Linked DNA regions of Homo sapiens: region 1 is linked to region 2. A link is an interaction called in ENCODE POLR2A ChIA-PET data of the cell type or tissue named here. Cell type or tissue: GM12878. All regions are shown on one strand. Links, peaks and the distances in the headings refer to the core of each region. The heading gives the core; the rest is flanking DNA.

Region 1 (5,371 bases), core at 223-5,222, 140 kb before region 2:
ACGGAGTCTCGCTCTGTCGCCCAGGCTGAAGTGCAGTGGTGCAATCTCAGCTCACTACAACCTCCAGCTCCTGGGTTCAAGCGATTCTCCTGCCTCAGCCTCCTGAGTAACTGGGATTACAGGCATGTACCACCACGCCCGGCTAATTTTTGTATTTTTAATAGAGTTTTAGGGGTTTCACTGTGTTGGCCTAGTCTTGAACTCCTGACCTCAGGTGATCCGCCCGCCTCAGCCTCCCAAAGTGCTGGGATTACAGGTGTGGAGCCACCATGCCCAGCCTATTAGTTATGGTTTTATTGCTTGTTTTCTTCTCCCTGCATAGTCTTGGTTGCCTTCATTTTTTTATTTAGCTCCTTGTTTCTTTGTTTCAATCTTTATTTTTATATTAGATGAATTCCTTTTTTTTTTTTTTTTTTGAGACAGAGTCTCACTCTGTCGCCCAGGCTGGAGCCCAGTGGCGCCATCTTGGCTCACTGCAAGCTCTGCCTCCCGGGTTCACGCCATTCTCCTGCCTCAGCCTCCCGAGTAGCTGGGACTACAGGCGCCCACCACCACGCCCGGCTAATTTTTTGTATTTTTAGTAGAGATGGGGTTTCACCGTGTTAGCCAGGATGGTCTCGATCTCCTGACCTCGTGATCCGCCCGCCTCAGCCTCCCAAAGTGCTGGGATTACAGGCATGAGTCACTGGGCCCGGCTAGAGGCATTCTTTAGATGTTTAGTGATCCTTAACCATCTGCTTTTATTTCAGAGTGGGGGTGGTATTTTTACCCAGAGTGGGTGGGCTGATTGGTAGCTCTGAGCCTTAGATGGGGTTCATCAATAGTGGATTCTCTGTCAGGTGATCTGGCTAGGCCATTTTAGTGGAGGACCTCCAATGTCAGTATCTTTAGGTCTTTCCTCTTGGACTGTTCAGTTTTTCCAGAGAAGTATCTTCCCATTTTATGTGTGGCATTATGGACCTGGCATTCTAGAAGCTGAGTAAGAAGGGAGGCAAGATCATATTCCATAAACCCAGGTTCCCAGTTGAGCATGTGACCTAATACATCACTTTCCTCTTCATTCCAGTTTAGTTTAGCATGTTTTGACTACCAAGTCTAAATACTTGGTCTAATTATACCCATTGGTCTAAATGCTGGGGATAAAGAAATTATTAGAATGCCCTATTTTTGCCACCCCAGGTTCAATTTAAGCCAATAAAAGCGATTGAACTTTAGATATTTAAAGTTCTATGCTAGCATTGTGGAGAGGAAAGATCTTGGTAAGAGTTTTTGTCTCAGGAAGCTCATAGACATGTGTGAGGAGGTACAAACAAATTATGAAACCAAAATACAAGGCAGAACATGAAATAAGTGCAGCAAAAGAGAAGAAGTATTGTGGTTGTTTAGAAAGGAAGAAGAGATTCATTTTGATTGTGGGGACATGAAGGAGGTGGAGATTTGCATTGGAGCTTTAAAACCGTACAGAATTTCACAACCAGAGACGGGGGCGGGGGGAGTGCAAGCAAAAGCCCGAAGATCTGGAGTTTTAGGATTCTGTTTCTCCTCCCTGCAGGGTGACTCTGGGGGCCCCCTCCATTGCTTGGTGAATGGCAAGTATTCTGTCCATGGAGTGACCAGCTTTGTGTCCAGCCGGGGCTGTAATGTCTCCAGGAAGCCTACAGTCTTCACCCAGGTCTCTGCTTACATCTCCTGGATAAATAATGTGAGTCCTCTCAAATGATGGGTTGAAATGGGGTCACCTGGAGACCTACGCACTGGCTGGGTTGGGGAACAAACGTTGGATGGACTGGGCAAGCCGTCATCTTCCTTACCACATTCATGTGTTTACTCCCTTCCCTTCCTTCCACGGTGTACTTTCCTTCAATAAGGCTGCCATCCTGAATTCCCTCCCCTCCACATACCCACAGAGCAGACTTCACTGTATTGTTTATTGCTTAGGGTAAGACAGTGGCAACATCAAATCTGAATCAGGGACATATCAGTGCCTTCCTAAGTCAAAGCCCAGGGAAAAACAGGTTCAGAAAGGCCTGCGTACTCCTAGGCAAGGGAAGGAGGCACCGACTTCCTCTCCCACAACGTCTTTCTAAGGACATTATGATAATTTGCTCTAACTTTTTTTTTTTTTTTTTTTTGAGACAGAGTCTCACTGTGTCACCCAGGCTGGAGTGCAGTGGCTTGATCTCGACTCACTGCAGCCTCTGCCTCCTGGGTTCAAGTGATTCTCCTGCTTCAGCCTCCCAAGTAGTTGGGATTATAGGCATGCACCACCAAACCTGGTAAATTTTTTTTGTATTTTTAGTAGAGATCGGGTTTCACCATGTTGGTCAGGCTGGTCTTGAACTCCTGACCTCAAGTGATCCACCTGCCACCCAAAGTGCTGGGATTACAGGCATGAGCCACAGCGCCCGGCCTGCTCTAATTTTTGACAGGTTTTACCACCTTAAATAATGCTTGAGAGTTAGGTGAGGCTCTGCCTACACTGACCTGGTGGAAAGGCCACACAACACATTTCACTGTGCCCTCCACCCTTCAAACACATTCTGGAGCCTTGTGTATTAATCTTGGCTCACGGCCATTTCAAGGTCTGTCTTTGCCACTGTATTCTGGGTATGTACCTATAACACTGAGCTGTCCTATCACAGTTGAGGCTGACTTCCTGCCTCCCTGTCCCCACACCCTGTCAACTTCCCATAAACCCAGTACAAAACCATACTTAACTGGGAGCCCTGAGGAAACAAGAAAGGAGGTAGGCAGGAGTTACTGACTGTGGACATAACTGTCTTTCCTTCAGGTCATCGCCTCCAACTGAACATTTTCCTGAGTCCAACGACCTTCCCAAAATGGTTCTTAGATCTGCAGTAGGACTTGCGATCAAAAAGTAAAACACATTCTGAAAGACTATTGAGCCATTGATAGAAAAGCAAATAAAACTAGATATACATTATCATACTGTGTCTATTTGTAATTAAGCCCTCCAGAGCAGGGGTCCCTATGCCTGATGATCTGTCACTGTCTCCCATCACCCCCAGACAGGACCGTCTAGTTGCAGGAAAACAAGCTCAGGGATCCCACTGATTCTACATTATGGTGAGTTGTATAATTAGTTCACTATATATTACAGTGTAATAATAATAGAAATGTAGTACACAATAAATGTAATGCCCTTGAATCATCTCGAAACCATCCCCCACCCCGGTTCGTGGAAAATTGTCTTCCACGAAACGGGTCCCTGGTGCCAAAAAGGTTGGGGACCACTGATTTAGAAGAAATGCAGTTATAGGATCCAAGTTGGATTTCACCACATCTGCAGGCTGGGTCTTCCCTTTGCTGCTACCTCTACCAGTCCACAACACAAACCCAGTGGGAGTAGCTTTATGTTATCCATTTTGGGTTACTTTAGGATCTATGTATCCACTAATCTGTCCATCTGCCCTATTCCTGTGGATATTTGCTATATTCGAAGGCACAGAGCTACTTGGGAGGCTGAGGCAGGAGAATCGCTTGAACCCGGGAGGTGGAGGTTGCAATGAGCCAAGATTGCACCGTTGCACTCCATCCTGGGCAACAAGAGCGAAAGACCATCTCAAAAAAAAAAAAAAAAAAAAAAGGTTCCCGAGTGGGCTGGGTACGGTGGCTCACGCCTGTAATCCCAGCACTTTGGGAGGCCGAGGTGGGTGGATAACGAGGTCAGGAATTCGAGACTAGCCTGGCCAAGATGGTGAATCCTCGTGTCTACTAAAAATACAAAAATTAGCTGGGCACAGTGGCAGGCGCCTGGAATCCCAGCTACTCAAGAGGCTGAGGCAGGAAAACTACTTGAACCCAGGAGGTGGAGGTTGCAGTGAGCTGAGATCGTGCCACTGCACTCTAGCCTGGGCAACAAAGCAAGACTCCGTCTCAAAACAAACAAACAAAAAACTTCCTGAGTGACTGAATGTGCCCTGTCTTTCCCAGGTATACTGTGGGTTCATCCTTCTTTTGTTTCCCCCTTTAGTGCCTAAAACGAACGCCCACTCCAAGTTTCTGGGTGATGGCAACTACTAGGATACACCAGAGATAGAAGTATAAGATTAGGAGGCAGGGCAGATACCAGCAGACTAAGAAAGTGACAAATTAGAAAGGAGACTGGAGAAAATCGCTTGGGCCTGGGAGGTGGAGGCCGCAGTGAGCCAAGATTGCGCCACTGCATTCCAGCCTGGGCAATGAAGTGAGATTCTGTCTCAAAAAAAAAAAAAAACAACAATGGAGACTGGAGAGCTAAGAATAGAAAAAAGGAGAGAAGAGAAGATACTAAACAAAGAAACGAAAGGGTTGAGGGGAAGAGGCAGAACAGAAAGGAAGAGGCAACAACAACATAGGGCCTCAAGCTAAGTGTGAATCAGCACTTTAAGGCTGGGACTAAAATTAGGCAACCGGATCCAGGGTTCTATAAACCACAGAGAACTGGGAAACTGATAATTCTGCTGTATCCTGGCCAGGGCTCAGTCTGTTAGAGTGGCCTATGAGAAAGCAAAGGGGGAACTGAAAGGGGAAGGCTAAAAAGGATGAGAAGCAGCTTTTCATGTCAATCACTTAAGACCAGACAAGAGGGACTAGGGTATTAAACATTACAGAAGGAGAAACTGGCTGAGACAGACCCTGGAATTGACAGGCTCAGCAGAGGCCTCTAGAACACTCCATGTGCTATAAGAGGCTGAGTCTGTTCCCATCCCAGTTCCACCACTGAGGAGCTGGGTGGCTGTGGTCAAGTCATCAGCCCTTTCTGTGACTCAATTTCCCTATCTAATTAACTTCTAAGGGTTGTTTCTTCTCTAACACTACATGATTTGGTGACCATCAATTTCAGTTTGCAAGATATTGGCACTAAACAGAGTTTCTTAGGAGACAGTGGCTGGGTTGCATTGCTGAGGATGCCATGTAGTCCTGGCAGGGACACAGGTACTGGCCTCCTTCTGCCAGTGACACACCTGTTAGCATTGCCATCTACTCTCAGTGTTCCCGCAGTACTGCTATTCTCCATGCTTCTCCCCACTTCTCCCCATCCAATATCAAGTCCTTCTATTTTCATCACCCTGCCTCTTCCAGGGCATCACCAAAGCTAACATCCAGAATAAACCCTAATCGCCTGGCAGGGCAAGGTGGTTCACACCTGTAATCCCAGCCCTTTGGGAGGCTGAGGCGGGTGGATTGCTTGAGCTCAAGAGTTCCAGATCAGCCTGGGTAGCCAGGAGTGGTGGCATGCACGCACCTTAGTCCCAGCTACTCAGGAGGCTGAGGTGAGACCATCACTTGGGCCTGGGAGGTAGAGGCTGCAGTGAGCCCTGATGGCACTGCTGCACTCCAGCCTGGCAACAAAGCAAGACCCTGTCTC
Region 2 (5,371 bases), core at 101-5,100:
ACCATACCTCATCATGCTCCCATCTCCCCTCTAACAAGGAATGACTGTAAAGTAACATAGCTGAGTTTTCTGTAAGCAGCCTACAAACTAGTTTTGGTGCCAGGAGGGATAGAGTTTCAAACAAGAATAAGCGCATGGCTCAGGGATGGCCAAAAGGTTTCATCTGCCTGCCAGCTCCATAGGTCAGGCTAGAGTGACCTTTAGAGTGCCTCCAGCATCCTGTGGAGAATCCTGTCACCACATCCAGCTCAGCCAGAAAGAGCAGCCTGACTTGTTAGTGATGCTGCTATGGGAGTGTGACTGGAGGCCTCCCAAGGTGACTCCTCAAAAGGACTTCATTCATTTAGGGGAACGTTCTAGAATGGTTGTTTGTAAGGCAGTTGCACTATTATTATTCCACTACTGACTGAGCCGAGGCCGTGGGAATGGTTTCCCTGTTAGGACCGGGCACATCAGAGGGTCTGAGGAGTCTGGGCTTGGCCAAACTAGAGGGGTCTTGGTGGAGGTGGTGAGGGGAGCACTGGGTACAGTCTCACCAGCCCCTAGAGGAGCGGCCCCTTGAGGATGGAGCCTGCACCTAGGTGCGGGGTGTGCCAAAGAGACCAACATGCTCTCACTGCCTCTTCCTGGGTATGGGTTGCCCACAGGTTCGAGAAGCTAGACATCACACCCAAGAGTGCCCAGAAGCTAAAGCCGGTGCTGGAAAAGTGGCTAAACGAAGCTGAACTGCGGAACCAGGAAGGCCAGCAGAACCTGATGGAGTTTGTGGGAGGCGAGCCCTCCAAGAAACGCAAACGCCGCACCTCCTTCACCCCCCAGGCCATAGAGGCTCTCAATGCCTATTTTGAGAAGAACCCACTGCCCACAGGCCAGGAGATCACTGAAATTGCTAAGGAGCTCAACTACGACCGTGAGGTAGTGCGGGTCTGGTTCTGCAATCGGCGCCAGACGCTCAAGAACACCAGCAAGCTGAACGTCTTTCAGATCCCTTAGGGCTCAGCCCCTGGCCCTGTGTTCTAGCACTTTGTCCATTTCCCGTGGCATCCGGCTGCAGCCACTGCCATGACAGCACCTGTCATTTTGCCACGTGCAGCTGTGCTCACCCCAGGTCATCAGACTCCACCGTGTGCATGTGCATCAATGTCCCTCTTTTCTCCCACACATCTCACATCATGGGGAGGCCAGAGGGGGCCACACGAGAGCTCCAGGCTCTGGGCTGGTCACTCCGAAGAAGAGGATTTGTGACGTCACTTAGAGAAGCACCTTGCTAGCATGGTTTCTGAAGGGTGAATTCTGGTGGGGAACCAGAAACTCCCTGTCTTTGGGGCAGGGCTAAAGCAGCTCCTAAGGACCACTGGCCATTAGCTCTTGCTTTTGATGGCATTCTCTTTCCACCTTGTCTTCTCCTTTGCTCCTCTGTGTTAGTGTGGCAGGTATGACAACTCATCCAGTGGAAACACAGCCTCACACTGCCCTTCCGCCCCCCACACTTTGCCTGCAGGTGCACCGAAAGGACCTGGGAGATAAAATTCAAAAAAGTGTGATGTGCTGCTCAGAAGGTCAGACTCCATGTCTGCCTTGACCTCAAGGTCAGAAGGTTCCCAAACCCCTGGGGCTGGAACATGGGATCTCCTCTTCCACCTCTTCCTGGTTCCTTTGCGGGGAAAATTGCACTAAAACAGAACCTTTTCTTAATCCATGTTGGAAGGAAGCAACAGTGAACTCTACCTGTTCTGGAGTTCTCCTGGGTCTGCAGAAGGTTGGGAATTTAGAAAATAAGGCTGTTCTTTCATATTTTAATTTAATCTCTGTCAATGGCCATCCCTCCCACAAAAAAACGTGGGTTAAGAGAACTTGCAGACTGGATATGCAAGCAAACGGGCAACTCTGGAGAAAAATAAGGAAAGGAATGCTGACTTTCTCTTTCTTTCTCTTGTCCCCACACCCATTCCCAACCCAATACTGGGGCCTTCTCAAAAGGAGCAAATTAAACAATAAACCAGACAGCAAGGCCCTGGGGGAAAGGACAACATCCTGAAATAAATGATGGAGCCCAGGAAGGTCTCTTGTGGAAGTTGACTTAACTCTAATTTTCTTTGTAACTTTAAGCCTTGGATACGGGAGGAGAAATCTCATTTTGTCGAGTCTCAGACCATGTCTGTGTGTAAGCAATCCCCACAGTGTCCTCTGAGCCAAGGACACCCCCAGATCAGATTGAGTTTTGCTTCTAGACGGGGTAGCTATGGTACCTTGGGGGTTAGCTCTCATCCAAGCTGTTAAGTGAGTTTCCAGCCTCACTGTGGCTGGAAAGCCCCTAAAATTCAGTATGTAACTCCAGGAAGTCAGGAGAGAACTGAGATTTGCCTAGATGACCACAGGCTTGCGGTGTAGATTATCCCTAAAGGGCCCCAAGTCACGGGGGTCAACCACCCCTGTCTTCAGTACTCTTATCCTTACAGAGGCTGGTCTCTAACAGCTGCCTCCAGTGGACCTCCCATGATCCACCCTGAGGGAAGGACCGTCAGCTGGGGACACATCACCACCTCTGTCAGTCACTGGTGCAGAGCCACCTCCTAGCCTAGCTTCCTCTGGTGTCCTGTTTCCTTTCCCACTTACTGTTGGTGCCTCCCAGGCCCTGCAGTGCCAGCGTGGCCACCCTCTTGGTAGCCTGGCCAGTAAGAGGAGGACAGTTGTGTGCTGAATTAGCACACGCACGTGCAGCGCGCACAGACGCGCGCACACACACACACATACACGCTCTGCTGCATTTGGACAAACCATGCCTGCCAGAGTGTAGCAGAGGTGAGGAAGCAGGTGGGCAGCTTGCCTGACCCAGCTTTTCAGGAGAGCGTGTCTCCAACAGAGAGTCTCCACACTCTAGTTCAGGGTTATCGACCTGCCTCAATGAGATGACAGACTCATTTGGGAGGGGTGTTGCAAACAAGTTTTCAGTGAGAATAGTTAAGTTCCAGAGCTTGTAAAGGATTCAGTGACTGACACTTCAGTAAATTAGGCCAGGCACATTGGCTTATGCCTGTAATTCCAACACTTTGGAAGGCCGAGGTGGGCGGATCATTTGAGGTCTGGAGTTCGAGACCAGCCTGACCAACATGGTGAAACCCCGTCTCTACTAAAAATACAAAAATTAGCCAGGTGTGGTAGTGCACATCTGTAATCCCAGCTACTTGGGAGGTGGAGGCAGGAGAATTGCTTGAACCCTGGAGGTTGCAATGAGCTGAGATCACACTACTTCACTCCAGCCTGGGTGACAGAGCAAGACTCGGTCTCAAACAAACAAAAACTTATGGCGATGCAGGTTTTCATGCTCAGACGCTTGCATTCAGGTATGCTTTCTTTTTTGAGAGAGACAAATGGGTCACAGCTGGCACCCTGGGAATAGCACATAATCCAGGGTGTGTCTGTGGTGGTGGACGTGCAGGGGAACACCATCTGTCCTGTGTCATGATGGGAAAACAATCATGAACCACTGGTCTAAATTAGGCCTGGCCATGCTTTCTCAGCCCCTCCCTCATTTAAATTTGTCTTCCCAAAGCTGAGCTAAAACTAAACCATTTCTCCTCTGCTGGAATGATGGATTGGTCATTCAGAGGAACAATACCAGGGGTGGGAGGTTTGCAGGCTGAGTTCCCCAGGCATGGGGGTGCAGGGTGTCCCTGAGGTTTACCCAAAGCACAGCTCGCTGGCCTGTGACCTCTGCCCTTCCTCCCACAGTGTAAGACCCCCCAGGAAGCAGCTGGGGCCTGAACCTCTCACCTAGGAGGTAGGTTTATTTTATTTTTTGTTAGCATCAGGCTCTGAAGGAGTTGGTATACATTTTGTTTTGAAAACATCTTCTGGACTTACACCAGAGCTTAGTGTCGTCTTTACTATGGAAAGAGAGGAGAATGGACAGAAATGGTTTAACTGTGTGGAGTTTTGTTTGTTTTGTTTTAAATGGAAGAAAGACCAAAACTTTCCTGGTGGATCAGCTAGGGCCTTTGACCCTGCATTACCACGGCATTTTATCCAGGTGAAGTCCAGGGAAAGAACTCAGCCAAATGGACTAAGGAACACACGAGTTTGGAATGCGAGACTCTGACATTTTTGTGTTCTTGGAAATCCAATTACCTTCCCATGCCCAGATTTCCTTCCTGCCTCTTGGACCAGGCTCTGGCACTGAGGTTCTCACTGTTCCCAACACAGACAAAGCTTCCTGAGGGCTGGAGGGGCAGCAAGGGGAGAGGAGAATGGGGAAGAAGCGCTTGATGTAGTTGTGTGGAATAAACAGTATTTTTTCTTTTGTACTGGTCTGCTTGTTTCCTGTTCACTCTTCAGGGTAGAAATATTAGTGAAACAGTGTCAGAGGACAGGGAAGTGACAGTCTTTGCTGTCAGCTTGCAGCCTGGAAAATCCCATTGCAAGAAAGCAGGGGTCAGTACTCTGGATTCCCATTTCAGAAGTCCCTGCTTGGGCCCTCCTGCCACCACGACCCTCCCATCACATTGGGGATTCAGTTCTAGAGACAGAAGGGCACAGGGTCTCCTTTTAGAACACCCTTCTTATACCTAGAGCCCCAGAATTCTCTGCCAAGCCCACTTCCTGGACCCCTCCTCTCTGGGTTCCAGGAGCTGTGCCGTTGGTGTGCACACTTGTAGGTCTAAGAGGTGGCTGCCTTAGTCTGCTCTGGTTGCTACAACAAAGTACCTTAGACTCAGTGCCTTACAGACAAGAGAAATTTATTGCTCACAGTTTTGGAGACTGGAAAGTCCAAGATCAAGGTCAAGATCAAGGTCGATGTCTGATAAGAGCCCTCTTCCTCATAAACAGGTATCTTTTCACTGTAACCTCACATGGTGGAAGGGCAAGCAAGCTCCCTTGGCCTCTTTTATAAGGGAGCTAATCCCATTAATCTTACTTGACTAATCACACCCCAAAAGGCCCCACCTTAATCTAGTCAGCCCTCCATATCCCTGGGGTCTGTGTCCTCAGATACAACCTCAGATGGAAAATACAATATTCAAAAACAACAACAGGCCGGGTGTGGTGGCTATTGCCTGTAATCCCAGCACTTTGGGAGGCCAAGGCAGGCGGATTGCCTGAGCTCAGGAGTTCGCAACCAGCTTGGGCAACATGGTAAAACCCCGTCTCTACTAAAAATCCAAAAATTAAACAGGTGTGGTGGTACATGCCTGTAATCCCAGCTATTTGGGAGGCTGAGGCACAAGAATTGCTTGAACCCAGGAGATGGAGGTTGCAGTGAGCCGAGATCGTACCACTGCACTCCAGCCTGGGTAACAGAGCAAGACTCTGCCTCCAAACAAACAAACAACCCAACCCCCCTAATACAACAGTAAAAAACAAAACAAACAAA

Evidence for each region. Peaks named below come from ENCODE experiments on the same cell type or tissue, not always from the same donor. Only the 100,000 strongest peaks of a DNase experiment are listed, where the experiment ranks them.
Region 1: POLR2A ChIA-PET joins it to region 2 with 8 read pairs; 6 of 35 experiments call an interaction of 5 or more read pairs at or near these places.

What each region holds. Positions count from the first base shown.
Region 1 is chr12:51,326,015-51,331,385 of GRCh38, reverse strand. It overlaps CELA1 (chymotrypsin like elastase 1), which reads left to right. Exons shown (of 8, transcript NM_001971.6): 7 at 1,553-1,702; 8 at 2,792-2,944. The coding sequence ends at 2,809. Among named protein-coding and RNA genes, the nearest start is that of BIN2, 4.5 kb to the right of the region's middle. RefSeq lists a silencer at 3,987-4,281. In GM12878, for the core only: no CTCF peak of the experiment used is centred there; a DNase peak (open chromatin) is centred at 4,445; H3K4me3 peaks cover 392 bases; H3K27ac peaks cover 1,341 bases.
Region 2 is chr12:51,185,869-51,191,239 of GRCh38, reverse strand. It overlaps POU6F1 (POU class 6 homeobox 1), which reads left to right. Exons shown (of 11, transcript NM_001330422.2): 11 at 648-4,304. The coding sequence ends at 993. Among named protein-coding and RNA genes, the nearest start is that of TFCP2, 15 kb to the right of the region's middle. RefSeq lists an enhancer at 2,195-2,404 and a silencer at 2,775-2,914. In GM12878, for the core only: no CTCF peak of the experiment used is centred there; a DNase peak (open chromatin) is centred at 2,389; H3K4me3 peaks cover 344 bases; H3K27ac peaks cover 3,243 bases.